2 separate regions of the Mus musculus genome follow, and region 2 is linked to region 1. A link is a loop called in an ENCODE intact Hi-C map of the cell type or tissue named here. Cell type or tissue: gastrocnemius. All regions are shown on one strand.

Evidence for each region. Peaks named below come from ENCODE experiments on the same cell type or tissue, not always from the same donor. Only the 100,000 strongest peaks of a DNase experiment are listed, where the experiment ranks them.
Region 2: it touches region 1 in a loop (10-fold over the local background); 28 of 42 quality-filtered maps call a loop at or near these places.

What each region holds. Positions count from the first base shown.
Region 1 is chr6:73,150,238-73,158,237 of GRCm38, forward strand. Dnah6 (dynein, axonemal, heavy chain 6) reads right to left here. Exons shown (of 77, transcript NM_001164669.1): 20 at 7,906-7,998; 21 at 6,104-6,223; 22 at 5,018-5,198; 23 at 2,432-2,528; 24 at 1,254-1,473. Among named protein-coding and RNA genes, the nearest start is that of Gm24533, 13 kb to the left of the region's middle. In gastrocnemius, no CTCF peak of the experiment used is centred here; a DNase peak (open chromatin) is centred at 3,642.
Region 2 is chr6:72,937,512-72,945,511 of GRCm38, forward strand. No RefSeq gene overlaps it. Among named protein-coding and RNA genes, the nearest start is that of Tmsb10, 17 kb to the right of the region's middle. In gastrocnemius, a CTCF peak has its summit at 3,144 (motif pointing right); a DNase peak (open chromatin) is centred at 3,171.

The sequences.
Region 1 (8,000 bases):
TTTCACTCATCACCATTCTCTGCCATGACAATAAATGCTTTAAAAGCATGGACTGTCTCTTTTCATGGAGCGGGCCTTCATTTAAAGAGCCGCAGCTAGTCTCCCACAGAAGGCCTCTCAGTGCTCCCAGCCATGGCCTCCACCAAGCCAAGCTGCCCACCGAAACAAGCCAAGGACTCTCTTTCCTGGGGGACCCAGCCGGAGTTCCTCTGTTTTCCCCTTCGGCCCCAGGTTAGATCCACCCCGCAGGTCCCCACTCTGTTCTCAGCTCTTCTGTCGTCTGCGTGCCCAAGAACCAGATGACTAGGGCCTCTGCACAGTCCACAGTCCCAGGAGATTCCTGAGAGGGCTCTGGCAGTCCCTGGGGATCCCAGACTGCGCTCTCCGACCCCTGGAGCGGGGGTCCCTCGGCTTCTCATAGCCCTACACCTGCTCTCCTGCTTGCTTGCTAAGGGAAAGTGCAGAGCCAGGAGCGGACAGACACAGGACACATTAACCCCCACACTTCTCATGCTTCTTTCTTGATTTCTAATAACTCGGATATCTGCTTGTTTGGGATTCCCCTAACCACCTTTCTCACCTGCCTTTGAATTTTCATGTTTTCTCAATGTTCTATCCTTAATTCTCTTATTTTTTCCCTTCAGCACCAGCAATGATACATGCATGCATGTGTGCATCTATGTGTCTACGTAAATATGTATGTATGTATGTGTGTATACGTGTGTGTGTCCTCTGTGCTCTTCAGTCTGCCTATACTTGATTGTCTCAGTGGGTGTTCTCCATAGGCTGGCGCTACACAGCTCTAGAGGAGATGAAGTAACAAACTCTCACGCAGAGCTCATTAAGTCATTTACATACAACTGAAGGTCCCTGTCACCCTGCTAGTGATTCCATTTTGTGGAAGCCATTAGAGGATGATGAATTTTGATCCGGGTATCCTGGCAAAGGCCTGGCACGCTTGGCCAGCCACTGTTCCTCTTTGCAAAGCTGGCTAATCCTTGATTGCTTCTTGCCAGTTCACTCCCCAAACAGACCATCCATTGCAATTATCATGGTGACTTCTAGTCGCTGGACAATTTCTCCATTAGATTTCCGGCTCCTTGAGGGTGAGAGTTTTATCTCAGCTATCCTCAAAACTGCTGGGCTAGCAGAGTCTCTGGCAAGCGCAGGGTGAGAATGAGAGACCTGTACCCCGGGTCCCAGACATGTAATCATGTTCATCTACAGGGAACTATTAATCTAAAGCACCTTACCCGTTCCCCCTCAGGTGACAGCATTGCCAAGATGTCGTTGGTGAAGACCTTTTCTGGCTCAGTATCCATGCCGGGTATTTTCCCTTCTGTAGGAGGCATGAGGGCAAACTCGAGCTTTGAAATGGAGTCGAAGCATTTCCTTAGGTGAGGCTGCACGGCTTGCGGATTGCGTGTCTGGGCCAAAATCTCCAGGAGCTCATCATTTGACAAGAAGTAAAACCTGCCAAGGTAAAGGCACTTTAACATGAAGCCTGACTTGACCGATGCCCAGCCTTGGGTAGCCGTAAGAGACGAGGTGCTGCCAGGAGGACGCCCCGGGCCTCTAATCACACTTGTTTGGGGATCAGGAGCAGGCCACGTATCCCTAAAGAAGTTCTTGTAAAGGTTTTTAATGATGTATCTCAAACACCTAGGCCCAGTAGCTACAACAGAAAGGATTTTTCCAAGAATTATCAATAACAGTGGGTCTTGTTACAATGGTTTGCCTGCTGGTCTTCCTAGGCCTTGAGCCACACTAACCATTGAAGAGTTGATGGGCAGATGGGCACACTAACCATTGAAGATAGTTGCTGGGCCCTTAAAAGTGACAGAATATGATTCTGCAAACATACCATTTCCAACCGTACCGTGGCCATACTTAGAAATAAGGCATCTTTTATGTGTTTCTGTGTCATTTTAAGCAAAATGGGTAAAGAATGAGCTTGTCTGTACCTGACCACACTCAGGGTCACGTGATGCAAGTGTGCCTTAAAAATGCAATTGTTTCAGTCCTGGGTTTGTCTGAAACTCTAGATTTCCAAATCATGCCAACACTGCAAGGTGAGTTGCCAGGCTTCACAGGGACTCATGGTGAGAGGGGTGCAGACTCCAGGACCCCCCACTAAACACAGGGAATAGAAGAGTTAAGGCTGGAGACGCTGCAGAGCTGAGGATGTGGGAAGTGATGTTCTGTGGGTCCCCTGTACTCTCCAGGAGAGACAACTTTGCTCTCCTCCACTCCGAGTGTTATCAAAGCTCAGTATTTGCCCAACAGGTCTGAAGCAAGTCTGCAGGGATGGGAGCATGGGTATCCTCCTCTCCTGTCCAGGTCTCTGCTGTCTGAGGGTGTGATCTGCATCCCCATTCGATCTGCTCCCCAACAAGACATCTCAGGTTGCTGTTGTTGTCTTTTAACTTACCTTGGGAAGATAACTCTCTTTGACTCTAAATATGCCTCCAGACATTTCTGAATTTGGTCAAGTAATGCGTTATTGTTTTGAAAAGTCTCCAGAAGTCCTATATTAAAAAAAAAAAAGTTGGCCAAATTGTATTAAAATAGAGAATATGATTTCAAATGAAAGCAAAAGATATTAGCATTTTAAAAGTCTTTGTTTTGTTTGGTAGAATAGTGAATAATAAAATGGGAGTACTGTTAGAGAAGCTTAGTTTTTTTAAAAAAATTCTTCTTTTCATGTATGTGGTATGTATACATGTTTGCAGGAGCACATGTATATGTGTGTGGGTGTGTGTCTGCAGTTATGCACGTGTCTGTGTAGTCAAGGCCTGGCACTGATATGAAGACTCTTCCTTGATGGTTCCTTTACCCTTTTTTTGAGGCAGGGTCTCTCAGCCAAACCCAGAGTTCCCATCTTGACTCACTTAGCTCACTCTGGGTATTCCCTGTCTCTGCCTTCAGGTTTTATAATGCATCCAGGGATGGATGGCGTGTGAGCCACAACCATCACCCTGTATCTGAGCAGGTTCTGGGGGCCTGAACTCCAGCCTTCTTACTTGTGTGGCCATTACTTTAACTGCTAAACCATCTCCCAGCCCAAGAATTATTACACTTAGTTGATTGTAATCTTCTAATATTTACCTCGCTAGAACAGTGCTTTTAATTTAAAATAATTTTGGCAGGCATCCTCTGCTTTTAGGGGGCCGTGAGCCAGCGTCTAGAACATCCCTATTCTTTGCCACTCTCCTTTTATAAAATGTTAACTAATTTACTTATTTATCTTTAAATTTTCTGAGCATTGGTGTTTTGCCTGCATGTGTGTCTGTGTGAAGGTGTCAGATCTTGGAGTTATAGACAGTTGTGAGCTGCCATGTGGGTGCTAGGATTTGAACCCCATTCTTCTGGAAGAACAGTTAGTGCTTTTAACACTAACCCATTTCTCCAGCCCCTCCTTGTCAGCTTCTTATTGGCATGTTTTCTGTCATGGTTAAGTGCTAGGTGTGGTGATGGCTATTATTCTTCATTATTAAACTGGAACTCCTTAGGCAGTGGCCTTCATGACTCTTCATCTTTGTACCTTTGATACTGATCACATTGCCTGCTTTCCTACCTGCCCAAGACTCAAATCCCAGATCAGTGTCTTCTGAGACCCTATATAGTCAACAGCGCCATCTAGTGGCCAGCCACCTACTTACACACACTGGTCTTAGCCTTGTGTCCTAAGCAAGACTCAATCTCCAAGCACTCCACTCCAGCCCAGATGGGACTCCATCTGGCAACTTTCTAAGCATGTGTGTATCTTAGGGACCTCACATCATTCTTTATTCTTCCCTCTGCCATCAACAATTCTCCTTCTGAGCCACAGAAACTTTTACTCACTCTTTCCTGAAAGTTTCTGCTCAAAAGCCATTTTAATATATGTATGCATACAGACATGAATGCACATATACACACATACACACATACATACACACGCACATTCATGCACAGATATATGCATACACACATTTACACATGCACACATACATACACACACACACACACACACACACACACACGTGGGCACTACATGCATGCTTTTATGCATGCAAACACATACACACACACATACTAGCCCATAGACACTCCCTTATTCTACTTTAATATTTTCCATGGCTTTATCATCAGCTGGAATCAGATTTATTACAGGTGTATACTAATTTATTTGAAGTCTTTAAGGCCAGATGTATTTTGGAATCATATTCTTTTTTATTTCAAAAGACTATTTCCATTTATCAACTGATAAATTCTGTAAGAATCTCTGGGCAATGAACATAGCTCACAAAGTTGCCTTTTTGAGGCAGGGACGGTGTCTGAGACTATGGCCCATCAGAGTCACACGCTGCCATTAGCCATAGGACAAGCCAGCTGTCCAAGGCTTTGGTATAGAGTGTAAACCTCAGTGAGTATACACTGTTAAAACATTCCAACCCCGATGCTGTGGGAGGACATGACATCTCCAGTGGTGCAGCCACCAGCAAGACAGCCGCTATCCTGTAAACAACACTGAACTCGTCGGTTCACACACACAAAGACATGGGAGTGGGAGGGGACTGGAGGGGGATCAGCAGAAGTGGGATGAAGACCAGAGAGGGCAGTGGGGCTGAATATGAATATGATAAAATACATGACATGCATGCATGAAAGTGCCATAGTGTAACTCGTCATTATGTATAATTACTATATGCTAGGAAAAAATCTTTAAAACAATTTCGATCTGTTACTTGAATTGCAACAAGTGGAAATTATATATATATAATAGTGTAGTCCTGGCTATCCTGGAACTTGCTCTGTAGATCAGGCTGGTCATACAAAGATCTGTCTGCCTCTGTCTCCTGTGTGCTGGGATCAAGGGTGTGTCTGTCCACCACTGCCAGGTGCATAAGTGGTAATATTTTTAATTCGTTCTAGTGAACAAGCCGAAACTGGCCAGTGAGATCTTTAGAGGTGATGCACATGTCGGACAAGCAGGGAGCCTCCCTGTTCTACTTGTTTGCCTTGGGGTTTCTACCTGGCTGAGTCGCAGCCCGGAGCGCGTTAGGCAGCCGGTTGACCTTCCTCATGATTTCCTTCCATGACTTATCCACCTGAAGGAACATCTTGGCTTCTGCAGGCAGCTGCCTCTGAATGTCTGGGGCATTAAAGATGCTTTCTAGGTAGAGCCAGTTTCTCTGACAGTTCAGCCACTCTTCCTGGAGAAAAACATGGGACTGTCAACCTGGAGCTTCCAACTGGATAATCACTGGTTAGACTGGAGATTGTGGCTTTGGGAATTACTACATCTTTTCCTTGGGAGAGGCCCCATAAGTTCTTCGAAACAAAATTTCTTAAAAGAGCCCAAGATTCTGTCCAGCCTGACTCCATCCACCCTCTCTTTCCACTGAAGATGATTACGAGTCAGCTGTGTGGAAAGCCAGAGGGGTCCCATGACTCATGATTAAATGTGTAGAGGAAGCATTCTGTTGGGAGGCAAGATGATCTCCTGCAGAAGTTTGAAAGGCAGGTGGGCTACAGGTTCATGATGACTCCTAAACACATACAAGCCCAGCCTAGGACCACCCAGGGAGAGAGTCTTAGTGAGGAGTTATCCAGATTGCCATATCTTAGGAATAGCACAGCTATGGGATTCCCTGAGCAGAGGAACCCAGTACAAGCCAGGATCACTTCCTAACCCACACAACTATGGGACTCCAGATGTATTGTACCTAACTAATAATTATGTTGCTAACAAATGTATAACTCTAATTTTGTGATATTTTTTCGCCTATCAAAATAATTTACCAATGATGATAAAAGTGACAGTATGATGTAAACAGCCAAATACATGTGTGCTTTCTTCTCATTCTGAACATAATGTCAACAATTAAATCCTATACTTCTGAATTATATATTAAAACAACAATATGTGTGTGTGTGCATTCACACACATACATATATGCACACATATAATGGTGTTGTGGAGCAAACCCAGAACTTTGTACATGTTGGTCAATCCTTCTACCTCTGAGCTGCGTCCCTCGCCCCACAGAATCAGTATTTCCGAAGGCTTTGTGGCTCTCCAAATCAGAGTCCAGGAGCTGAAACTGCCCCTACTTACCAGTGTTTGATTAAATAAGGAAAGCTGTTTCTGCCAGTCATCCACTCGAGACTTCAGGGGACCCACATACCGGGATGAGGCAATGGTTGCAATGTTGATGGTGCTATCATCAAGTAGGACCTTCAGGGAGAAGAGGCCAGGACACAGGCAGACGCATGAGTCCTTGAGCTCAAGGTATTTGCAATTCCAAGGGCCCGTTTAAGGATAACTCATCTGAACAAGTACTATAGGCCCACCTACAGCTTCCTACACAGACAACTGCAAAGCTTGTTCTTTCACTGTGCTTACAACCCTGTGTATTCTCTCAAAGGTCACTAGGGGACACTTAACTAAGAGACTGTGTGTGTGTGTGTGTGTGTGTGTGCGCGCACGTGAGTGCATGCATGCCTGTGCCCTTGTATGCATAGGAATTCGCATGCTCATAAATGCACATGCATGTGGAGCCCAGAGGTCAACCTAGGATGATGTTCCTCACTTCCGTTTTGAGACAGCATCCCCCAGTGGGACCCAGGACTCTGCTTAGACTGGATGGTCAGTGAGCCCCAGAGATGCACACGTCTCTGACTCTTTAGTGCTAGGATTGTGAGCACGCATCACCTCCCTGCTCCATCCCAGCTTTCTAAAGTGTGAGTGGCGGGACTTGAAGTCAGGTCTTAAAGCTGGTATAGCAAATGTTTACTGACGAAGCCATCTCTGAGCCCCGGATTCTGCAGTCATTAATGGCATATGTTTGATTAGTTTAATGTTCTTCTCTTGCCCTCAACATTAGGCGACTGGCACCCCCTTTATACAATGTAGTTACTCTGGTGGGCTTTCATCTGTCAAAAGACGAAGCTGAATCCTCTGGAGGAAGCGTTCACAGCACCTTCCTCCCGACTGCTCCCCACACACAACAGCATCCCTCATAAAACATGCCAATCTAAAAAAATGTGTTGGTCTGAAACATTGAGTCGTTCATTGCAGCCCCGCCAACCGGCCCTTAACTTGCCTTGTTCACCAGCATTCATAGAATGATGTCTGATTTGCCCTCTACCAACAATTCCATCTATATTTCTGTCTTGTGGCCATTCTTATACTATGGCTTTGTCTTTTAAGTTGGGCTGTGGGACCCCTTCCCTTTGCCTTTAGATTTTAAGTGACTTAATGCTCAAAGTATACGGGTTAGATTTTATCCACCTGAACAGACAACATCGAGTTTAACTTCTCAGCCTGCTGTGCACTCGAACTGCTCGCTCCTGTTATCTTGCTGTGTTTGAAGTTCCCCCTACCCCGTTCTCCACCTCCCATCTTTAATGTCGGTTGTCCTGGCTGATCTGATGGAGGAAAGACTCTTCTACTACTTCGCATATAACTGATCACGTTATTTTAATTATTTCCTCAGCTATAGGCCTGGAACTCCTACACACACACACACACACACACACACACACACACACACCATTTTATTACTTTGGTAAATATTTGTGAATAAGCATTTGTGTCAATTATTTACATCTTGTTTTCCAAGTTAGTTCTTCCTTAGTGACTCATAGTTCATTTCCTTACCTTAGTCTTTCACAGAAGCTGCAGGACGTATGGTCAGGACTTTTTATCACAAAATTGCTCTCCTCCCCCTCCAGTTCTTTTCTTCATTTTGAGGCAGTCTTATTATCTATGCCTGGCTAACTTAGAACTTGCTACGTAGCTCAGGCTGGCCTTGAACTTATAGTAATCCTCCTGCCATTGTTTCCCAAATGTTGCAATTACAGGCATGAGCTCCCATCCCTGATTTACCACAAATTTCCCATAACCCGATTACCTACCTGTATGTCATCTGTGCCACCCAGGATAAATACGTCCTTAGAGTCACGGTGAGGAAGGATGACAAATTCCGTGGTTTTCCAAGAGTCTTCCACCT
Region 2 (8,000 bases), 210 kb before region 1:
TGCCGTAACCTCATGGCTTTACTCTTGTGGTTTGGTGTCTGTTTCATTGGTGGCTTTTCTTCACTTTTTACTGCTTGGATCACAGGACAGAGCACTGTACTGTGATATGCTCTGCCTTTCCTCCCCCCCATCCCCTACTTTAAGAAAGAGTGTTTCTTTGTAGTCCAGGCTTCCTGCCTCAGCCTCTTGAGGGCTGGGGTTACAGTTGTGTCCCACCATGTCCTGCCTCAGTTATCCTTTGCCCAAAGGCAGTCTTGGCACTTCATTCCTTAGGTCGACATAGCATGAGTCTACTGTCTGTAACAGCTGCTTATCATAGTGTTAGCTTTCATTTGCTACACTTCTTACAAAAGAAGAGAGGCTTTGAGGTTTCACAAATTCAGGGCTTGCTTCTGAAAAGGTCCCGAATCTCAGACTTCTGGGTCACCTGCTTAGGGCTAGCCTGGCTAACTACTGGCAGCTGTGTGGCTACTCCATCAGCTTGGTCACTATAGCTTACCAGATGTAGATGTTTTCTGACAAGTTTGGTCCCTGGTCAAGGCTCTGTCTGTCATCAGCATTTCCTGTTCCAGGGGGAAAGTCCCCTTTCAAGCCACACATGTTTAAAACTGAAACCAGAGTCTAACGGCTACCACGTAGGCAGGACACTACCGATGTCGGGATTCTGGTTCCTTCTAAAACCTGCCCTGGGAGCTCAAGGCCACAGAAGCTCAGGGAGCCCAGCTTCTGGCAGTATCAAAATCTGGATTAATTTTGTCTCCATAAAATAATTTTGTCCTCTGCCTTTCTCCTTCTTTCAAACCTTTTCTTTTTACTTTTCACATTTTAAATTTAGCCCAATGTTGTAGAGTACACCCAGAGATGAAAGGGACCTAGCAGGTGATCCTCTCGTCCTTGGAGGAAGAGAGTCAGAGGCATCTCCCTTATTTCCTTTGGAAAACTCAAGAGAGGGTAGTACCTCACGGGCCAGGCATGTAAGGCAAATGAGAGTAGCTTTCTTGGGTTAGGCTCTGAAGAGCTGCGAGACCTTGGCTTCCATTCATCAGGTAGTGCTCTCCCTAGCCTATATTTATTTTGTTTCTTTGTTTTGGGGATGGGAAGGGGATGTAAAACCGTGTGTGTGTGTGTGTGTGTGTGTGTGTGTGTGTGTGTGTGTGTGTGTCTTGGTAGAGTGCTTGTCTCACACACGCAGGGCCCTGGGTTCAGTCCCCAGTACCGGGTAAACCAGACTGCAGCACTTGGGAAATGGAGACAGGAAGGCCAAAAGTTCTAGGTCATCTTAGCTATATAACAAGTTAGAGTCAAGACTATGCTGTGTGAGACCCTGACAAAGAAATCAACAAAAGAGAATCTGGCCATGAGAAACCCCCAATAAAAGTAACTTTTCAGTTACACTCGGGCACTTATTTATGATTCCTCTTTGCTTTTCCTTCGTCTAAAAAAAAATCTAAGGAATATATAAGCACTCAATCAGGCCTCTTTGCAGAACAAGAAAAGTGTGATGATGTAGGTGTCTCTTTAGTCCGAGCTGGTAACGGTAGGCTTGGACTGGCACGGCAAGCAACACACTGTAAAGCTTCTTACCTGGTGGGACTGATTAGGTCAGTCTTGTCATCATAGAAGATGCTTCAAGAGACCAAGTGTCTCTTCAACCAGCACACCTTCAATCCCAGCACTTAGTAAGCAAAGGCAGGCCGATGTCTATGAGTTCAAGGCTAGCCTGGTCTCCATGGCAGCTTCTATCTGAATGTGTTGTCACAGTTGTCACTGGCCTGATTATCCTGTAGCTCCTTTTCTACAGGAGATAGCTGGCTGGACCCTGGCCTACACTGGCCCTAGCTGACTGAGAATTCTTCCTTTCTTGTTCTAGGGGTACTGGGGTGCTCCCTGCACCCTCTGCCTCTTCCAGCTTCACTAGGAAGAGTCTCTCCTCTGAGACCCTCATGTGAATCTCCAGGTTGCCCCTTCTGTTCAACACTTCTGTATCCCGGGACACTTCTCCATTTGTCTAGCCACACAGTTCCTCCTCAGATCTCCCTTCCCCTACCTTTCAGACATTTCCCCCTCTATTTCCAAAGGAGAAAGTCATCCCTATTGTGGTAGTTTGAATGTAATTGGCCCCCATAGGCCATAGGGAGTGGCATTATTAGGAGATGTGCCCTTGCTGGAGGAAGTGTGTCACTGCGGGGTGGGCTTTGAGGTCTCCTTGCTCAAGCTACACTCAGTGTGGCACACAGTCTCCTCCTGCCTTTGGATCAAGATGTAGAACTGTCAGCTCCTTCTCCAGCACCATGTCTGCCTGCAGGCTGCCGCACTTCTTGCTATGACGATAACGATAATGGACTGAACCTCTGAAGTCCTTAAGCCAGCTCCAGTGAAATGTTTTTCTTTATAAGAGTTGCCTTGGTCATAGTATCTCTTCACAGCAATGAAACCCTAACTAAGACAACTATATAGATTCAATATCTTTAAATTTGGAAGTCAAGACTCAGTCATTTTGGTCTTTGACTGCTGTAATCACCTGCCCATGAATCAACGGGGACTTGTATCTTTCTATAAATGTTGGTATCCTTTATTTCATTTATCCATTGTAATTAAATACAATTACAATGTATTACAAAATCCAATGTAATTGACAGATACATTGTCATACTATTGATCTTGTTGCTGGTATACCTTTGAACAATTAGTTATCAGATCAGTTGAGACAGGAATGGGCCCATGACATGGCTTAGGGGGTAAAGGCACTTGCTGCCAAGTCTGATGGCCTAAGCTCAGTCTTCAGGGTACACATGGTAGCAGGAGAAAGGACTCCTACAAGTTGGCCTCTGACTTCTATATGCATGGTGTAATGGACTCAAGCCACTCCCTCCCATACATATATATATGAGGAAAATAAATAGAAATAGTTTTGTCTGTTTGTTTTTAAAGACAGGTTCTTTCCACATAGTCCTGGCTGTCTTGAAACTGCCTCCCTAGTTCTGAGATCACAAGCTTATGCTACTGTGCTTCGTTCTATTCCTTTGTTTGCTGTCTCTGGTATGGTGTGGTCTCTAGGTATTAGACTATTCTCTGAGTTTTAATTTTTGTTCATGATCACAGAAAAGCCAATATGAAATGTGTCCATTTATCTGTTGCTATACCAGCAAGGGCCACTAGATGGTGGACTTTCGCCCTTTCTCAGGTCTGGTCTTTGCTTAGCCTGGTTCCACAGCCTAGGTGGATTGAGATCCTTGTAACCTTGTATAAAAGCTATCTGTTTCCCCTCAAAACCACACAGAATTCATTGGGCATTCCCGGGCAGAACTGAATTCCAGTTGAGGGAAGGTGATGGTATCTTGGAAATGGGACATCACAGTGATGATAAAGGTGAACAGGAGAGCTGCCCTTTAGTTCCACGTCTGAAAGCCAGGTAGGGTTTAGCCAAGCAATCTGTGATTGGGAGCTTGGGCACCCACAGTTGTACAATGATAGTGATAGAGGGGCTACTCCCCCAACATCACTAACAGGAACTGGATTCTGGCACCATAAAAAGTTACTCATGGGCCTTCCTTGTCACAGAGGGAGATGCCTCTGGGAAAATTGACAATGTAAGGGTGCATTTAGTGGGCAGTGGTGGGGTCTGGTGAGAGAGAAAGTGCCATTTAAAGGGATTCAACTTCAAAATTGCTTGAAAGAAGCCTTTCTTAGCGACTCACCCCTGTAATCCTACCTCTTGGGAGATAGAGGCAGGAGATTCAAGCAGCCCAAGGTCACTCTTGCCATATTATAAGTCTGAGGCCAGCCTGGGCTACATAAGATCCTGTCTCAGGTTTGTTGTTATTGTTGTTGTTTGCTTGTTCTTTTAACTGAACAGGGCTAGCTGTGGTTGCTCATACCTGGAATCTAATTCTTAAATTTGAGGCCAGCCTTGGCTACTGGTTAGTGAATTCAAGGCCTCACTATTTAGTCTAAATTAAACACACACACACACACACACACACACACACACACACACACACACACTGAGAATATAGCTCAGTTAGTAGACCCTTGCCCACCATGTTTAGAGTCCTAGTTTGATCCCAGTCAGTGCTACCACATCTGGTAGCATAAATATACCTCAGGAGGTAGAGGCGGGATCAGAAGTTTAAAGTTATCCTTAACTACTGTCTTAGGGTTTCACTGCTGTGAAGAAACACCATGACCAAGACAACTCTTATAAAGAAAAACATTTAATTGTACAGTTTCAGAGGCTCAGTTCATTATCAAGGCAGTGTGTAGGCAGACATAGCACTGGAGGAGCTGAGAGTTCTACATCTTGATCTGCAGGCAGCAGAAGGGGTCTGTCTTCCACAGGCAGCCAGGAGACGGCTCTGATTCCACACTGAGTGTATCTTCCATAGGCAGCCAGGACAAGGCTCTGATCCCACACTGAGTGTGACTTCCACAGGCAGCCAGGAGACGGCTCTGATCCCACACTGAGTATATCTTGAGTGTATATATGAGATCATAAAGCCTACCTCCACAGAGACACACTTCCTCCGACAAGGCCACATCTATCCCAACAAAGCCACACCTTCTAATAATGCCACTCTCTATGGGCCAAGCCTTCAAACACATGAATCTATGGCAGGGGGGGGGGGCAAACCTATTCAAACCACCACATTCCACTCCCTGGCTCTTATAGGCTTGTAGCCATAACACGATTCAAAATGCATTTAGTCCAATTTCAAAAGTCCTCCTAGACTTTCACTGTTTCAACAATGTTTAAAAGTCCAAAGTTCAAAGTCTTTACTGAGATTCATGCAATCTCTTAACTGAAATTCTCTATAAAATAAAAATAAAAAAACAGATCACATATATTCAGTATTACAGGATATATATTACCATTCCAAAATGTTATAGTGAGGAAATACTGGACCAAAGCAAGACCAGAAACGAGCTGGGCAAACTCTAAGCTCTGTATCTCCATGTCTGATGTCCAACTCCTTCCAGCACTGTTGACTGCAACACAATTCTTTCTCTTGGGCTGGTTCTACTCCCTGTTAGCCACTTTCCTCAGCAGATATCACATGGCTCTGGCATCTCTTACATCTTGGGGTCTCCAAGGTAACTTCAACTTTACAGGTTCTTGTTCCAGTGCCTGGGACCCAAACATGATCTCCTGGGCTCCTCCAAAGTGCTTGGGCCACTTCTCTGCAGCACTCTAGGCTCTGGCTGACTCCACTCCACTGTTGCTGCAGTTCTTAGTGATCATCCCATGGTACTGGCATCTCTAATATGCTAAGGTCCTCTGCTACAAGTAGGCTGTACTTTCACCCATAGTCTCTCATAGGCTTTATTCATGATGCCAAGCCTCAACTTCTTTGCATGACCCCTTCAGTCCTGGACCTTCAACTGCCACTGAGATTGCACCTTCACCAATGGTCCTTTCTGGTCTCTCACAGTGCCAAGCTTCAACTGCTCTCCATGACCTCTTCATGGTGATGGCCTTCAAAACCAGTCCACCTGGGTGACTCTTACATATATTACCAAGTTCAGTTGCTAGAACAATGTATCTCTGGAACACAGCTTCTTTGTGCTCTCAGAAAATACTTCCCAGAAGATTTCAAGATTTCACCTCAGTCATGCTGGTCTTTTCTTTTCTTTTCTTTTCTTTTCTTTTCTTTTCTTTTCTTTTCTTTTCTTTTCTTTTCTTTTCTTTTCTTTCTTTCCTTTTTTTTTTTTAACAATATCAGCCAGAGAGTGGTGGTGCACAAACACTTTTATTTGTTTGTTTATTTATTTATTTATTACATGTAAGTACACTGTAGCTGTCTTCAGAGGCACCGGAAGAGGGCATCAGATTTCATTACGGGTGGTTGTGAGCCACCATGTGGTTGCTGAGATTTGAACTTCGGACCTTCGGAAGAGCAGTCAGGTGCTCTTACCTACTGAGCTATCTCACCAGCCCCCTGGTCTTTTCTTAATCACCACTAATTTCATAGTTCCAGCATCAACTGTCCCAGGGACCCCTTCTTTGGTTTTTCAAGGCAGAGTTTCTCTGTATAAGCCTGGCTGTCCTGGAACTCACTCTGTAGACCAGGCTAGCCTTGAATTCAGAAATCCGCCTGCCTCTGCCTCCTGAGTGCTGGAATTAAAGGCGTGCGCCACCACCACGCTCGGCTGACCCCTTCTATTCTTGACTCTAAAACCAGAGCCATGTGTCTGAAGCCGTCTGGTACACACTGCCTTGATAATGAACTGAGCCTCTGAAACTGTAAAATTAAACGTTTTTCTTTATAAGAGTTGCCTTGGTCACGGTGTTTCTTCACAGCAGTGAAACCCTAAGACAGTAGTTAAGGATAACTTTAAACTTCTGATCCCGCCTCTACCTCCTGAGGTATATTTATGCTACCAGATGTGGTAGCACTGACTGGGATCAAAGTAGGACTCTAAACATGGTGGACAAGGGGTCTACTAACTGAGCTATATTCTCAGTGTGTGTGTGTGTGTGTGTGTGTGTGTGTGCTGGGGCTGAAACATGCCTCTCATTCTATTATATTATCACCAGCTTTCTGTTTTCCAACTCCTTCATTGCCTAAGCTTGGCTGTCCTTTTTTTTTTTTTTTTTTTTTTTTTAAAAGATTTATCTAAGTACACTGTAGCTATCTTCAGATGCACCAGAAGAGAACATCTGATCTCATGACGGATGGTAGTGAGCCACCATGTGGTTGCTGGGATTTGAACTCAGGACCTTCAGAAGAGCAGTCAGTGTTCTTCATCTCTCCAGCCCCCTAAGCTTGGTTGTCCTTAAACTTGCTCAGTACCAGGCTGGCCTTGAACTCAGAGATCTGCTTGCCTCTGTCTTCTGGGATTAAAGGTATGTAACATTATGCTTAGAGCTAAGCTTTTCTTTAATTCCTTTTCATAAGTTTTTTATAAGCATGGTTACTATGCCTCAAGATCTGGATCATAGGTGTGCATTCCATACTGGATTGTAGTTTATTCCAGATAGAGTCAAATTGTCAACCAAAGAGAATAGACACCACAATCCATCCCTTGTCAACTGAAGACACAATCATAACTCCTTATGTCCAGATGGAAACAATAACCAGGTCACACAATGCCTAACTTGATATGGCTATCCCTTGTTCAGCTTCTAACACATAAACAATAAGCTTAGCTGAGTGGGATCTTACCCAGAGGTCACCACTTCCTTAATTCCATTTAATATCCTTGAACACAGGATTCAGCTCCGTTACACTTCCTAGTGCTCCTTTAATCTTTGAGCCACACATTAAGTATTTTAGCCCAGTTGCTACTATTGTTCTCCTCTGAAATCTCTCAAGCTGGTTCTCCACAGGCAATGTGGCTCCTCTCCTCACCACTGTCTGTCTTCCAAGCTCATAATGGCTCATTAAGCCCTGCTTATAACATTTAACCACTTTCCAAGCACAAATTTCCAAAGCCTTTTACATCTCTCCAAAATCCACCATTATCAGTTTCCTCACGGCAATAGCCTGTTCCCTGTTGCCAACTTTTGTACTGGTTACTTTTCTATTACTATAATAAAACACCATGACCAAGGCGACTTAAAGAAGAAAGAATTTATTTGGTTTTACAGTTCCAGAGGCTTGGGGCCTGTAATGGCAGGGACAGCACAGCAGCAGGTGGCGGCAGAAATGGTGGCTGGGCGGTAAGCAGAGAGTTGAGATGAGATCTTATTTATTTTATGTATATGAGTACACCATTGCTCTCTTCACACACACCAGAAGTGGGCATCAGATCCCATTACAGATGGTTGTGTGCCACCATGTGGTTGCTGGGAATTGAACCCAGGACCTCTTGAAGAGCAGTCAAGTGCTCTTAACCACTAAGCCATCTCTCCAGCCCAGAGAGATGAGATCTTAGATCCTTAACCACAAGTAGAGATAGTGAACAAGGAATGATGCTTTGTCTCAAAGCCATTCCCAGAGATGTTCTTCCTCCAGGAAGGCTACATACAGACTTCTTTAAATAGAACCACCAGCCGGGGA